5 separate regions of the Homo sapiens genome follow, and regions 1, 2, 4 and 5 are each linked to region 3. The links are chromatin contacts, found by Hi-C or POLR2A ChIA-PET in ENCODE. All regions are on one chromosome and are shown on one strand. Each heading gives the region's core, a stretch centred on a gene start or an enhancer-like site at or near the end of the contact. The rest is flanking DNA. Distances are from core to core; before and after follow the strand shown. Region 1 holds the start of NIPBL-DT (NIPBL divergent transcript). Region 2 overlaps SLC1A3 (solute carrier family 1 member 3). Region 3 holds the start of ZNF131 (zinc finger protein 131). Region 4 holds the start of NADK2 (NAD kinase 2, mitochondrial). Region 5 holds the start of SKP2 (S-phase kinase associated protein 2).

Evidence for each region. A loop is a pair of places that touch in the nucleus more often than their neighbours do. ChIA-PET counts read pairs that join two places held with the same protein, here RNA polymerase II (POLR2A). Pooled maps may share reads with other maps.
Region 1: a loop to region 3 is called in a pooled map, with 18 times the contacts of the local background. The contact joins the promoter of NIPBL-DT here to the promoter of ZNF131 in region 3. A Hi-C loop is called at or near these places in 2 of 37 single-sample maps with no recorded cell type and 10 of 50 pooled maps. POLR2A ChIA-PET finds 5 or more read pairs at or near these places in 2 of 52 experiments (CD4-positive, alpha-beta T cell and HEK293).
Region 2: POLR2A ChIA-PET joins it to region 3 with 10 read pairs in HEK293. The contact joins the enhancer-like site here to the promoter of ZNF131 in region 3. POLR2A ChIA-PET finds 5 or more read pairs at or near these places in 2 of 52 experiments (HEK293 and WTC11).
Region 4: a loop to region 3 is called in a pooled map, with 16 times the contacts of the local background. The contact joins the promoter of NADK2 here to the promoter of ZNF131 in region 3. A Hi-C loop is called at or near these places in 9 of 50 pooled maps. POLR2A ChIA-PET finds 5 or more read pairs at or near these places in 2 of 52 experiments (CD4-positive, alpha-beta memory T cell and naive thymus-derived CD8-positive, alpha-beta T cell).
Region 5: a map of HepG2 shows a loop between it and region 3 (36-fold over the local background). The contact joins the promoter of SKP2 here to the promoter of ZNF131 in region 3. A Hi-C loop is called at or near these places in 2 of 168 maps with a recorded cell type or tissue (HepG2 and naive thymus-derived CD4-positive, alpha-beta T cell) and 7 of 50 pooled maps.

The regions. Positions count from the first base shown.
Region 1 is chr5:36,875,244-36,878,112 of GRCh38, reverse strand. NIPBL-DT (NIPBL divergent transcript) reads left to right here and starts at 1,419. Exons shown (of 1, transcript NR_046262.1): 1 at 1,419-2,869. NIPBL (NIPBL cohesin loading factor) reads right to left here and starts at 1,344. Exons shown (of 47, transcript NM_133433.4): 1 at 935-1,344. RefSeq lists silencers at 719-838, 1,479-1,588 and an enhancer at 1,999-2,048.
Region 2 is chr5:36,682,622-36,685,390 of GRCh38, reverse strand. It overlaps SLC1A3 (solute carrier family 1 member 3), which reads right to left. Exons shown (of 10, transcript NM_004172.5): 9 at 1,393-1,527. The region is part of intron 1 of SLC1A3-AS1 (SLC1A3 antisense RNA 1); the gene reads left to right. Among named protein-coding and RNA genes, the nearest start is that of SLC1A3-AS1, 41 kb to the left of the region's middle. Within about 2 kb of position 1,455, at least 10 of the 41 ENCODE cell types and tissues checked have a DNase peak (open chromatin) inside an H3K27ac peak, as active enhancers do.
Region 3 is chr5:43,119,482-43,122,253 of GRCh38, reverse strand. It overlaps ZNF131 (zinc finger protein 131), which reads right to left and starts at 1,340. Exons shown (of 7, transcript NM_001330707.2): 1 at 1,131-1,340; 2 at 77-215. The coding sequence starts at 200. RefSeq lists enhancers at 1-252, 253-821, 1,619-1,678 and silencers at 399-658, 1,089-1,438.
Region 4 is chr5:36,240,599-36,243,298 of GRCh38, reverse strand. NADK2 (NAD kinase 2, mitochondrial) reads left to right here and starts at 1,374. Exons shown (of 12, transcript NM_001085411.3): 1 at 1,374-1,800. The coding sequence starts at 1,501. LOC124900962 (a long non-coding RNA gene) reads right to left here and starts at 1,397. Exons shown (of 3, transcript XR_007058733.1): 1 at 1,271-1,397. RefSeq lists enhancers at 850-1,049, 2,400-2,469 and a silencer at 1,290-2,309.
Region 5 is chr5:36,150,828-36,153,589 of GRCh38, reverse strand. It overlaps SKP2 (S-phase kinase associated protein 2), which reads right to left and starts at 1,479. Exons shown (of 10, transcript NM_005983.4): 1 at 1,320-1,479; 2 at 548-819. The coding sequence starts at 1,327. LMBRD2 (LMBR1 domain containing 2) reads left to right here and starts at 1,703. Exons shown (of 18, transcript NM_001007527.2): 1 at 1,703-2,034. RefSeq lists enhancers at 1,173-1,362, 1,436-2,419 and silencers at 1,633-1,772, 2,373-2,432.

The DNA of each region.
Region 1 (2,869 bases), core at 170-2,669, 6.2 Mb after region 3:
CCGTATCTCAGCACAATTCTCAGAACACTTAAAATTCTTTGTATGCTCCTACACGTTTTGGTCAGGAAGTACCTGAGTGTTTTACGTATAGTCGCTTAAAACTGCCCTTACATAACGCATACAAATAGAAAGTGGCAGAGTAAACCTGTCAAGTACTTTATACTTGTCTTTGAATAAAAAGTCCATGTGCAACAACACACTGTCAAAACAACAAGATAAAAGCTCTTGGGGAGGGGGAGATGTGCAGTGTCTACCACAGTATGTTTTTCTGTATTAAATATTCATGTGGACGATTTAATTCTTTAAAAAAGAAAATGAGTCTTTATGAACTTTCCAACGTCCAAACAAGTTTTAGAAAGAGAAAGAATTACCACTGGATCCGCGTCTGAGTATTTACGTTTGTCTCACTAACTGAAACTACTTCCTCCCTTCATGGGGTCACAGGGGGAAGAAGGGAGGTTGTTTGTTTCACTGGGACGTTCCCCACTCCCGGACCGGGAAAGTTGTAAATATGGGGACGATCAGGGCACATTTGCTGTTAGTTGTATTGTTTCCGCCTCCCCACTAGCTACGGCTCCACTCCCGGGCGAGGCCTGTCACCGACCAGCAGTCGCTCCGCTCAGCCCGGAGCTCTCCTAATCCCCGAGCTCAAGTAGATTCCGCTGGCCCGCGGCCTGCACTCTCCGCCGGGCCTACGCCTCCCCGGCCGCCCAGCAGGAGCCCAGTCCCCGCCACCGGAGCCGGCCGGGAGAGGGTACAAAACCACCGCTACCCAAGGCGGCTGCCACCAGAGAGGAGCGAACTCTAGACTCGCCTGTGGAAGAGACCTGGGGCCGCTAAGGAAACGGCGGGGAGGGGAGCGAGGAGGAGAGACGCTGAGGACCTGGCGCCGGCGCCGCCGCCGCCGCCGCCGAAATAAAGAGCAGGAATTTACCTGGGCGAATCGGCGTCTGAATCCAAGGGGAGGCCGAGGCCGCTGTGGCGAGAGACTATAATCCGGGCCGGGAGGGGGGGTGGCTACGGCTCCTCTTCCGTCTCCTCAGTGCGGGGAACATGTAGAGCCGGGGGGAGACCAGCCGAGAAGACAAATCGTTGCTTCTTCTTCCTCCTCCTCCTCCTTCTCCCACATAGAAACACTCACAAACACCCGACCACGGGCCCGAGCTACCGGGGGGGCATCGCCGCGGGCCCGGGAACCAATTCTCCTGTCGGCGGGGGCGTCCCTCCCTGCGGCTTGGTGGTGTCGGGTGAGTCGGTACCGACGGAGGGAGGGGGGGGAGGGCGGGGGGAAGGAGCCCTGTGTGTGTCTCTCTCTCGTTCCGTCTCTCCCTCTCAGAACAAAATGCCGACCGGAAGTGCAGCTGCAGGAATGACTCCCTCCGCCGGCGCCAAACACTAACAACCACCCCCTCTTCCCCACTCCACTTCCGCCACCGCCGCAGCCGCCGCTGCCGCCACTTGGGCTCGCGTCCTCGGCCGCGCCGCGCGGCACCCGGGCCCAGCAGCCGGGAGGCGGCAGCTCTCCTCTACGCCCGTCCCCTCAGGGCGGCTGTGGATGTTGCCAGTATTGTCGATGCTTCAGAGCGACGTTTGCCCTGCGACACAGGCGGGCCGGCTCTCCTCTGTCTTTATTTTCCTGGAGGCCGACAGGAGCGGGGCCCGAGTTCGGTGGTGGTCGTGAGCGTGGGGGGCACTCAGGCCCGGACGGGCTCTCAGGTCGCCGACGGCGGCGGCTGGAGGCCGCGCTGGCTGTCCCAGGTCGTCGTTAGCTTTAGGGAGCCGATCTCCGGGCGGCCCCACAGAGGACGCCCGCGATTCGATGGCGATGATGCCCGTTTTAAATGGTGTCCCTGCAGCCGGGTGGATGGATGGATCGTACACCTTGCCTTTTGAGAGCCGGGACCTTACGCCCGACTGCGTGTTATTTCTGCGAATAAGAACGCAACCTTTGGAGGTGAAGACGACTGTCGGCTGGATTGAATTGGAATCGTGTTTGTGATGATGCGTTTATTTCTGGAAATACGCGGTCTCCGCTGCTTTTGCTTTTTGTCGGCAGAGGTTTGGGTTCTTCTCTAACGGTCAGGATAAAGGCCTGTAGGCGACGCTGCGCGAGCGAGAAGCTCGCCCGCGGCTGCCCGGGCGCCCCCCTCTAGGTGTGGGTGGAGCCGAGCGCGCGGGGAGAACCGCCGGCCCCGACTCAGCCACCGGTGACTGCGGGCGACCCGCGGGCCTGCGGCCAGCTGATTTCAAACATCGTTTTCCTCTTTAGGTTCGGAAAACTGAGGCGCTGGACAAGGCTGGAATACAATATGTGATTATACGTACAGTACTATGGTTGTTGTAGTTTTTAAATTGTAAAACAAGAAGTAACCATTGTTCCACCGTTCTCTATTAAGTTTGTGTAAATTAAAAAGGGGCTATTTTCGGTAAAAAGTGCAGTAGGTAAGCGGAATTTTACTCAACCGGGACGAAATTCGTGTTATATGAATTGTATTGTGTATTTGTGTGTGTACCAGTGCGCTAAAAGTAAGTAGGAAAACTTGCTTAGATTATTCCTTTTGCCTCAGGCCACTCAGGGGGCCAAGATCCTGTCACTCCTTTTCTCTAGGCCCTGCGAATGGCTTCCCGTCTTGAGGGGAGTGAGCCAAAGCCTTGACTGCGGCAGAAGTCCCCGCGCGCCGTTGAGGGTGGGGGCGGGCCTGCCCTGGCATCCTTGCGAGTAGGACTCTTCCCTGAGCGTCGTCCACAGGGCTTGCTCCTTCACCTTCAGGATTTTGCTCGTGTCACTCGGTGCTTCCGCGGCTACTTTTAAACTGAAAGTTCCCTAGCCCCCTTCTCATTTTATCCTTTGGACAGTCTACATATCCAT
Region 2 (2,769 bases), core at 206-2,705, 6.4 Mb after region 3:
GCAGGAGAATCACTTGAACCCAGGAGGCGGAGGTTGCAGTGAGCCAAGACTGTGCCATTGCACTCTAGCCTGGGCAACAGGAATGGAACTCCATCTCAAAACAAGTAAATAAATAAAATAAATTTTGGGGTCGAAATGGTTGTTTTTTGCAAAAAAATGCTATTTATGTTAGCATATATAACCTTTTTGTTTAAAGATGATAATAAATTCATTCCATTATTTTATTTTATGAATTATTATCACCTTTAAATAAAACATGTAATAAATTAACAAGTGGAAATTTATAAGTGTGTCTAATATGATAAATATGAATAGATACAACCCATATAGATCAAATGCTGTTTCAGTTCTCAATAATTTTGAAGTGTAAAGATCAAAGACTGTGGAGAACTGTAGCTTTATATGAGAGTGCTCATGTTAACTGATGCTGACTGTGGGCCAGACAGTAGGCTGCATGCTTTCTAGGCATCATTGCACTGAATCTTGCAGTACCCCTAGGAGGTAGAGGACACGGGCACCCTCATTTTACAGAGGTAGAAACTAGGGTGGTTGGGTAATCTGCCCGGTCTCACACAAGGTCAGGACACAAACACAGGTCCAAGTAACTGGGGAGTGAATCCTCTCGCCCAGTCTGGGGTTTCACGCACACTGTCAAGCTCTTTTCATGTTGCAGTTCTAGTGAACATATGTTGTGTTAACTCCAACACGTACTCTGTTCTAGGCTTTGCTTTGGGCATCCTGGGGAAAGATTTTCAAAAGTGGAAGGAAATTTTTAAGAGAAAAGGCACAGAGAATGCCAGCTGGAAGAGCGAGGGAAGGGGGCGAAGGGATGGGCCTGTAGAGGTTAGAGTTTGAGAATGTGGAGGGCACATTTCTTGTAACTTTCCCTAGATCCGAAACTCAATTCCACTTAATGACACTAGCTCTCTTCCCAGTGTCGGCATAGCTCAGCCTCACCCTATTGGGCTAGGATGGGAAAATCATTCCCACTGGAATGGGAAGCACACAGAGGCAGGGCCTAAGCTGGCATGTGGGGCCTGCAGCTTTGTTCCAGCTGCTGTGGTGTCATGTTGTGCAACTCAGAAACAGCCTTGCTGATTTATGTTGCCTTTGCAGACAGCGGGTTTCCCAATTCCTGAATGGCTTTATGGAGTGAGATGTGTGGCAGCCAGATGTGCCCCTTAGGCTGACAGGGGAGTGAGTGCACATGGCATCTGGGGCTCGGTCTCCAGATAAGGACCAGGGGTCAGACAATAAGGACAATTTAACTATGGGCCGAGAGGCCCCTCTCCTCAGAGTTCTTTCTGTAGATGTGCCAGGCTGCCTGGTGCCCTAGAGTGACAGAGGGGGACCCTGTGACAGTGAGCTGGAATGCAGGCCAAGCATACTCACAGGAACCAGTCCACCGCGATGATGAGCGTGATGTCGTCAGTGGGCAGGCCGACAGATGTCAGCACAATGACCATAGTGACCAGGCCCGCCTGAGGAATTCCAGCTGCCCCAATACTGGCAGCTGTGGCTGTGATGCTGTTAACAGAAGTACCAGAACAGAAAACACTTTTACAAAGCTCCCCACGTAGAGCATATACGCTGCAAAATACGCACGGTGCCGATGCCTGACTTGCCATGTAACACAAGAGGACGCGCTTCAGAAAAAACGTAAATGAGATTTTTTTTTTTTTTGAAACAGTATCTCACTCTGTTGCCCAGGCTGGAGTGCAGTGGTGCAAACTAGGCTCACTGAAACCTCTTCCTCCTGGGTTCAAGTGATTCTCGTGCCTCAGTCCCCTGAGTAGCTGGGAATACAGCTTCATGCCCCCACACTCGACTAATATTCGTGTTTTTAGTAGAGCAGGATTTCACCATGTTAGCCAGGTTAGTCTCGAACTCTTGACCTCAAGTGATCCACCCACCTTGGCCTCCCAAAGTGCTGGGATTACCGGCATGAGCCATCATGCCTGGCCCGTAAATGAGATTAAAAAAAAAAAAATTGAACTAATCATCATGCTAACTAATATTTATCATGTGCTTACTATGTGTCTTCTGATATACTAAGCATGGTTTATCTAATTTGGTCCTCGTACAATGACCCTTGTGAAGTTGGACCTATTATTCTAGTCGTTTTTAAATAAACTGGCAGCTATACACTTTTAAACATCCCTGAAAGTATTTTGTAAGGCAAAGTCTAAAATGCTGTAGAGTTACAATAATAATTTGTTTCTAGTAATTCCCCTATCCAAGTGGAGGGTTGTAAAGTTACTGAACATTCATGATTAATGTTGTCAAAAGAATCAAATTTGGTTTCTTAGTTTGGTTTGCTTAGTTAATTCAAAAGCAAAATGATTTATGAACAAAGTTTTATAGTATTAGAAATACTTTTTATGAAGGCAGTGTAGACCTGGCTTGCAAAGCAAATGTTTTATAAATAGTAAAGTATTATCTGGTTATAAGTGGTATTAATAAAGTATTAAGTCTGTCACAGAAAGTATTCATGGTCCCCATACTGGTCCCCTTCTAAGATACTGGGACTTTTAGCTGGTATATGGCTCCCCAGAATGAAGACTACACTTCCCAACCTCCCTTGAAGCTTAGATTAAGTTCTGGCCAGTCAGACATGCATGGAGGTACTGAGCAACTTGCAGGGTATACCATCTCCCCACTTCCGACTGACTAAAATCTGGGGGTGGTGAGTCATCCCGGACCACCTGGATAATGATAATACCCTAGAGACTTAGTCTCTTATACCACAGAGCACCTATCAATCAGCCT
Region 3 (2,772 bases), core at 91-2,590:
AAAAAAAGGCGGGTGTCCGAAGGACAGAAAAAAACTGAAGCCAAAAATTCGCTCCTCTGCCCACTGCCCTACCCACCGTCGACAATTAGGGTGATGTCAGTAAACCGGTCCTGCTCTCGCTGTTCATTCAATCGGTCGAGGATCATTTTATGATGTTCAGGGAACTCCTGAAGGCATTCCATCGTCTCTTCAGCCTCCATGGCCGTCGGGCTGCTCTACAAAAGAAGAGCATGATAATGTACACCCATGAGCTCGAGCCGAGGAACAAAACCCCTAAAGCATAAAACAACAACAAAAAAAACCAGCAACGTGAAAAGAAGGGGGGAGGGTGAAGCAAGAGGAGAGAAAGGCGAGGGAAGAAAGGCGAGCCGAGCGGCCCCGGAGCGTTGAGACCGGAGCCGCGGCCGCGGGACTCCGAGCCTGACCTAATTGGAGTCGGGAGACGCGAGCTAGAGCGGGGTGGGCACAGCGCCGGAGGTTCCGAGCGCCAGGGCGCGCAAGTCCAACAAGGGAGGGGACTCGACAGCCGTGGCGGTCCTCTAACGGCCCGCCAAGCCCTTCTGCCCGGCCGGGGCTCCCACCGCCCCGGGACCCGGTCCGGCCCGCGACCCACAACGACTCTCGGGTCGCCTCTCCCTCCCCCGCCCTCCCTCTTCTCCCCCGCCCCGACCGGGCCGGCACTCACTGAGGGAAGGAGGAGCGGCCCAGGCTTGCGCGTCACTTACGTCGACGCACACCGTCACCGCGTCGAGCTCCGGCTGACGCGGACGCCTTCCGGGCGCCGACCAGCAAGGGAACGGGCCACGCCCCTACCCACACCCCTCAGTGGATGGGCGGGGCCGAGCGCGGGGATTTGGCGCTCACGAAGGGCGAGGGCTTGCTCTCTGAGAAGAAACCGGGCAGCGGTGGGCTTGGGCTACTGCAGAGCCTGGCAGGGCCAGAAGCTGGGAACCTAAGTCATTGCCCTTCAACCTCTCACCCTCCCCAGCTTGACTCCAGGGGCGGACACTTCCCGACCCGAGCCCGGAATGAACTCGCCAACCGTCCTCACAGCCCAGCTACTGCGCGGCCCCTCCCGCCCCGTCCTGCCCCGCCCCCTTCCTTCCGAGACCTGGGTTGGCCCGCCTTACCTAGCTCGTGGGTCGCCCTCCTTCCTCTCCGTCCCTCAGAGCCTCTTGTTCCGTGCTTTCCCCTCCCAGGGCATAATGCGCCCCACGCCTTTCCTGACCCCTAACCCGTGGGTCGCCCTCCATTTTCTTCGTGAGAGCCGGGGCTCCCCTTCTGCTCGGGCCCCGCTGGCGCACGTGCGTTCGGTTGGGCACCCGGGCGGCCGCGGCCCCGGCAGCGGCAGCTACGGGCGCGAGCACGTTCGGGCCGCCCGGAATCTTCCTCCGCGAAGCGCGCCCTCCCCGCGCCCTGCCGCAGCACGTGCTTGCTGGGCTCAGGACCTGGAGCTGCTCAGAATTATTTACACCGGATCCCGTTAGTGCAGGCCTTCCCCACTCCTTTAAAGAGTCCAGGCCGGCGCGGTGGCTCATGCCTGTAATCCCAACACTTTGAGAGGCCTGGGCGGGTGGAGCACATGAGGTCAGGAGTTCGAAACCAGCCTGGGCAACATGGCGAAACCCCGTCTCTACTAAAAATACAAAAATTAGCCGGGAATGGTGGTGGGCGCCTGTAATCCCAGCTATTCGGGAGGCTGAGGCAGGAGAATAGCTTGAAGCGGGGAGGTGGAGGTTGTAGTGAGCTGAGGTAGTGCCACTGCATTCCAGCCTGGGCGACAGAGCGAGACAACGTCTCAAAAAAAAAAAAAAGTCCAGTGACCCACAGTCAGCTGCATGTGACTGCTTCCTTAATTCCTCCAAAGAAATATTATATATAAATACATTTTGAGGATAATTCTATAATTGAGATTTACTTATTTTTTTCTCTCAAAGAACTTGAGAATTGGGATTACGGAGGAACTCAAATAGCTATATGGTAATAATGTCATCATAACTTCAACAGATATGTATTGAGAATCCTAGTACTAGACACTGAGAAGTCCAGCTGTGAACAAGGTATATGTGGTTTCTGCCTTTCTGAATCTTAAGTCTAGTAGACTGCATAGATATTTTGAACAGTAATTGCCTAGGTGCTTGCTGATGAGTTTTGCAACACCTGAAGAACGAAGTAACTGGGTGTCAAGGAAAGCCAGTTGACCTGTAAGAAGAGATGTGGGCGGGCGCGGTGGCTCACGCTTGTAATCCCAGCACTTTGGGAGGCCGAGTTGGGGAGGAGGAGTTCAGCCCAGGAGTTTGAGGCCAGCCTGGGCACATAGCGAGACCCCATCTGTATTAAAACAAAAAATGTTTTTAAGTGATGTGAAGTCTAAGTGTTCTTAGCCAAAAGTATAGCACATGCAAAGGCACCAAGATTATAGCATTCAGGAAACTGAAACAATGTTGCTGGATAGACGCACAAGGGTGCCTTATAAAAAGTGTTGAAGATGTCAGATTTTCTTTTTGCAAGGGGAAGCCTTGCCGCATGGTGACATCCTAAGATGTACTTTTTAAAGAGATAATTCTAGCCCCAATATGGAGAACAGATTAAATGGGACAAGCTGCTAGGAATAGAGATCAACTGGGAGACTGTTAGTAATGTAGATGAAACCATGGGGGAAAATGGAATTAGAGAGCTGGTCAGAATCTAGAGATAGGCTGGGCGCAGTGGTTCAGGCCTGTAATCCCATCACTTTGGGAGGCCCAGTCGGGGAGGATCGCTGGAACCCAG
Region 4 (2,700 bases), core at 125-2,624, 6.9 Mb after region 3:
AGACTACAAAGGAGTCTGAGGATAGTTATAGATGTTACCTCTAGAAGCTCAGGTTATTAAGGTTGTTACACTACACGTCACTATTAGCAGCTGCTGTGAGGGAAAGTTCTTGGTGAGAACGGGTCAGTGGTAGAACTTTACCAAGTAAACACCTATCGGGCTTCATTGTGTATGCTCCCAGTCCAATACACTACCTGGCACACAGCAGGCACACCGCGGGAACCCACGAATGAACGCTGGTGCTGGTGGGCCCGTGAGGAGAGTCATAGATTCACTGAATCGATTTGGACTTGGTAGAACCTTGGGGTCACCCTAACCCCCTTTTTACAGATGAGGAATCTGAGGCCCAGAAAGATGAGGTAACCTGCCCAAAGTCCAGAAGCGACGTAGCGCCAGGACTACAAAGGAGCAAACACAGTGCCAGGGGAAGGGGATCTAAGGAGCTGCGGAATTGAACAGCAGGATGTGCACTGCCATGTGGTTCTCCCCTTACAATGGGACGTTTCCTTCTGTTCTCGTCACACCCCAGCCCAGGTCCTGATCACTCCACGGGTCATTATCCCAACAGCATCCCTTCCTCCTCTTCTTGCCTCCCAAGCTACCCAAGATTCCAAAGCCAGATCAATAGTCATCAAACATTGCTTTAACTCACTCCTTTCCAGTTAAAAGCTTTCAAAGAACTAATTCATTTGGACTTTGTCCTATAGGTAGGGCTCTTCGGGGGGGCAGGGGGCAGCGGGGCGGGCACTGGGTCCCACGCCGAGAGGATTTCGTGCCAAGCCACGCACACGGTGCAGCAGGAGCCGGGTCCGCCTCCTCAGCCCCCAGCCCGGCCCCAGACACACCAGCTATCACACCGACCCTGGTCAAATAAACCAATGGGCACGTGGTCGGCCTGCAGAACAGAACCCAAGCGAGCATATGCCAGGAACCTGCCTTCCCGCCAGCCGCTCAAAACCCCACCCGCTGGCCCCGCGCCGCCTCAGACCGGATCCAGCTGGATTCCTCAGGGCGACGCAATCGCCTAACAGAATTCTACCTCTTTCTCAGGCCGCAGCCAATGGCGCGGCCCCTCGGATCCGGAGCCGCCGCGGGCTCTGATTGGCCGATAGAGTTAGCCTGGGGGCGGGAGAAGAGCGACCTCGGGGAAGCGTGTGGTGCGGGGAGGTCGCCCCCGGGCGGCGAAGCAGCCATTATGCAGGCGTGAGTGAAACGAATAAACAAACAAACAAAACCCACTAGCTGGGGCCTCCATTTCTTCCCCGCCCACCTTTCTCCCGCGTGGGGTCTCCCGTTTCCCAATCGCCACGCTTTCCCCGCCTTCGTCAACGCCTGGGTACGTCCCCCTAGCCGCGTGGGCCACGCACGTCCTGGCACTTAACCTCTGCCCGTCCGGCGCGAAGTTAGAGGCCCGGGCGGCGCGGACGGCGCGCACTCCCGGCGGTAGGGAGCTGAGGCAAGGGGCCCGAGCCCAAGCCCGCGGCCGCGGCCCGGCCCACGATGACTTGCTACCGAGGCTTCTTGCTGGGCAGCTGTTGTCGCGTGGCGGGCGGCCGGGCGGCGGCGCTGCGGGGACCGGGTGCGGGAGGCCCCGCCGCGCGGCCCCGGCTGGGCGGTGACGGTGGCGGCCGGCGGCACCTGGGGCAGGGGCAGCCGCGCGAGCTGGCGGGCTGTGGCAGCCGCGCGGACGGCGGCTTCCGCCCCTCCCGGGTGGTGGTGGTGGCCAAAACCACCCGGTACGAGTTCGAGCAGCAGCGGTACCGTTACGCGGAGCTCTCGGAGGAGGACCTGAAGCAGCTGGTGGGTCCTGGCTCGGCCCCGCTTCGCTCCCGGGCTCGGCCGGGGCTCTGGTGGCGGCTGCGCCCCCTCGGGGGGACCTCTCGGGACGACTCTTCCCAGGGCACCGCAGATGCCGGTCCTGCCTCTCTCGCGGCCCCCAGGTCCTCTGGCTTCTCCCTGGGCCTCCTTTGCCTTTGGGCGTGTGTGCGAGGGAGAGGCAGGGCCGGGGAGAGGGGGAGAGAGAGGGACAGTGGTTCATGCAGGGACTTAGGAGGCAGGGGCGCCGCGGGGAGGGCGAAGAGGGGCTGCCGAGTGGCCTCAGAGTGAGGGGTTTGAGGATTCGTTGGTGCCCTCGCCGCCCCCGCCCTCGTTCCCTGGTTGGGACCCACTCCAAGAAAGTGAGCCAGTGGCCTGAGGTCTGGACGCCCTGCGAACAGCTCCCCTGGCCGCCGCGAGAAAGGGGGCCCAGGGCGCCGCTGAGGGCTGCCGGGGGAAAAGGGCCGAAACAACCGCGGACACACCCCCTTTTACTCTGCAGGACTGCGAGGCCTAGGGCACTCCGGAAAGTCCTTCAGCGTGAGCCTTTTCCTTGCTGGAACGTGGTCGTTGGACACTACGAGCTTGTTTTAAAAGCACAGGTCTTTGGTGCTAAGAAGGAAAAGGGAGAAAATTTGACTTGTATATGTACGTTATTAAGGAGAAATGTCAGGACAAGGGGCTGGTATACTGGGTAGTGTGTGAAATAAAAAAGCCTGCGACTCTTGTGCAGCAGTATCTCCACAATATACCATATTTGATATGTTTATTAATATATCTGCAAAGATACAAATCCAAGGGAAAAACCAGAGTTTGAATCTTCCTGTTGTCATCCCCCCCCACCAACTTTAAAAACAGTTTCTGATCCCATACCACCATCCACCA
Region 5 (2,762 bases), core at 230-2,729, 7.0 Mb after region 3:
CAGGTTTTCGGGTTGGGTGATTAAACAGATAGTGTCAGCAGTAATGGAGACAGAACATACCAGGAGAAGCCAATATGGGGGTGGGAGTGGGCCTGGGGAGATGTCTCCCCCACTTAGGTGAACGTTCACTTCGCAGTCCACTGATAAATAACTAAAGTGATTAAGGCAAAAAGATCACTCAGGGGTACAAAGCAAAAGGAATCCTACAAGAAGACCACTGTTTATGTTTCTGTTAAACGGTGAAACTGAGCTGGCCTTGAGGCAGGCAGATTCCCTTCTAAGGAAAAAGGCAGGAATGTCTTCTCATGGGTTAAAATTTTCAAGGTGATTATGCACCAGAACATACATATATATATATATATATATATATATATATCTACCAAGATTCCTGCATACTTGACGACTTGCCCTATTTTGTTGAAAAATAGCTTCAGAATTAGGCAATCTTAAAAGGAACCCATGCTAAAGATCTCTGAACAAAGGTTTCCCAACAACATAGCTAAATCCACCCTTTGCATAACTGACATTTTTACCCTCATGTCCTTACCTGGAAAGTTCTCTCGATTTAGCTTAGGCCTGCGGACAATCACAAAGTCTTTGTCACTCCCTTTGCTCTTCAGCCGTTTCCGTGGGGGGCTCTCCGGGTGGCCCAGGTTTGAGAGCAGTTCCTGGGGGATGTTCTCACTGTCGGGCTCCTCTTTCTCCAGGGCGGAGACCCCCATGCCTGACAGCAGTTCAGAAGTCTTGCTGGAATCCCATCCCCACGTGAAGCTGGTGGCAACGTTGCTACTCAGGTCTGGAATCTCCTGGAGGTGCTTCCTGCAGAAGTGCACAATACCCCCGGTTCCTTTCGAAAACACACCCATAAATAATTTCAAGGCAATTAAAGAAGCTGCAGTTTATGCATTGTAGGAAACCTTCACAGCAGCTAACAGAATCGCATTTTTTATGTGCCTGCGGCGAGTTACCAAGAAAACGAAGAAATGAAAAGAACAAATCGAGAAGGCTTTTTGACTTACGATCCTGCAGAAGGCCTCAAGAATTTCTCCCAGTGGAGGGAACAGACAAGGAGAGAGACAGGGCAATCATACACTGATTGAAAACGGTGGCAGAAAAGCCCAATTAGGGAAGCCAAATAAAACCACACGCTGATCCCCGCACTAAGGCATCCATCCATTCACACTTTCCCCAAGAAGGGGCTAAGCAACCATTCACTTAACAGCATTACTAACAATATTAGCCAGTAGCGATATTCGCGGCCTAAAAGAATTATTAAGAGGGTCCATTTCATGCTCTTCCCCTTTTTGCAATCCGTTTACCTGTGCATAGCGTCCGCAGGCCCGGGAGTTTAAAATACGTGCATTAACTGCAGAGCTGCTCGCCTCCCAGATTCCCGCTTTGGCGCGCGGCGGCTCCGAGCGTGCTGCTCGGGCCCCCAGCAGCCAGACCCGCTAAGCCTAGCAACGTTCCATCCCCACTGCGCGCGCAAGGCTCTACAGCCCGCTCTGCTTCGCGGCCGCACTGAGGCCCAAGGCCTGCTGGGAATTGTAGTTTCCGTCCCGCTTCGTAGTCCGACGGGCTCGCCCTTACTTCCTTCCCTTGCAGCTTTACCCGCCTTCGAGATACCCACAACCCCCCGCGGGAGCGGGACTGGTCGGCCCACGGGGTAGGCGGGGAGGCGGAAGCGGGCGGCGCTACGGCTGACTGGGAAATGTCAGCCGCTGGACTGTAGACGGATTTTCCTTTCTCGGGAGCCCGCAGGCCTTCTGGTGATCGCCAGCGCTGTCGTCTCTGAGCGTGGATCCCAGAACCTGGACAGCTGTGGCGGCCGCCGTTTCCCGGTCCCGTCCAGACGCTGTCTGGCGAGATCGGACGGTGAGCCTAAGGCGGAACGCGTGAGGCGCTTTTGAGTCTGGGGTCCGGGGCCGAGAGCAGGCGGAAAGAGAGGGGACCCGGCAGACCCCGAGTGGCCGCCGCTGCGGGGCCCAAGTCCTTGGCTGCTGAGTGGTGACAGTAGCCCAGCCCGCCGGCCAGGTGAGAGGCTGCGAACTGCTGGCGTCGCACCTGTTCGTCCTTTTGCCAGGAAGCTTCTTCCTCCGTCGGGGAGAAGGCGGCCCTAAGAATTGGGTCTGTGGACGGGATCCTTCCTTTATCTGTAAAATAACGCACAACAGCTAAACACGCCGTTGGAACGAGAGACAATGGTTTAATTTTAGGGGAGCCGGAGACCCCAGCGGGTCCTGTGTGGTGGGAAGGCTGCGCATGCCCTTGCAGCCTTGACAGGTCTCATAAATAGCAACATGGGAATAAATGAAAGGACTGTATTTTGCAACGAGCTTTACCCGTGCACGCAGGGGGCCTCCAGCAAAGCCATTTGGTTGCTTGCTGTCGCTCAGCTGGCTACGTGTGTTTGCGTCGCCGCCTAAAAGCGAGCTGCTTTCAGCCTATCTCTGCTGAGAAGAGTTTGGGGGCAGTAAGAGTAGGGAGCGTGACATATTCCAGGTACAATGACCATGCGAAATCCATTGGGCAAACTATACTACAACTGTGACCCCGGGAAAACAGTGGAAGAGGGAAGGGGGATGAATTCTAAGCCTCATAAAAATGAAGATTTATAAAGTTCATAAGGAAGCATAACAGCTTCATCGCATATTAGAATATTCAGTGATGCTGTATGACACACCCTCTGGTTTCCTTGAAAAAATGATTCGCTCTGTAGTGAAATTAAACCTCCCTTGTGCAGGTATATGCTTGTTTCAAGC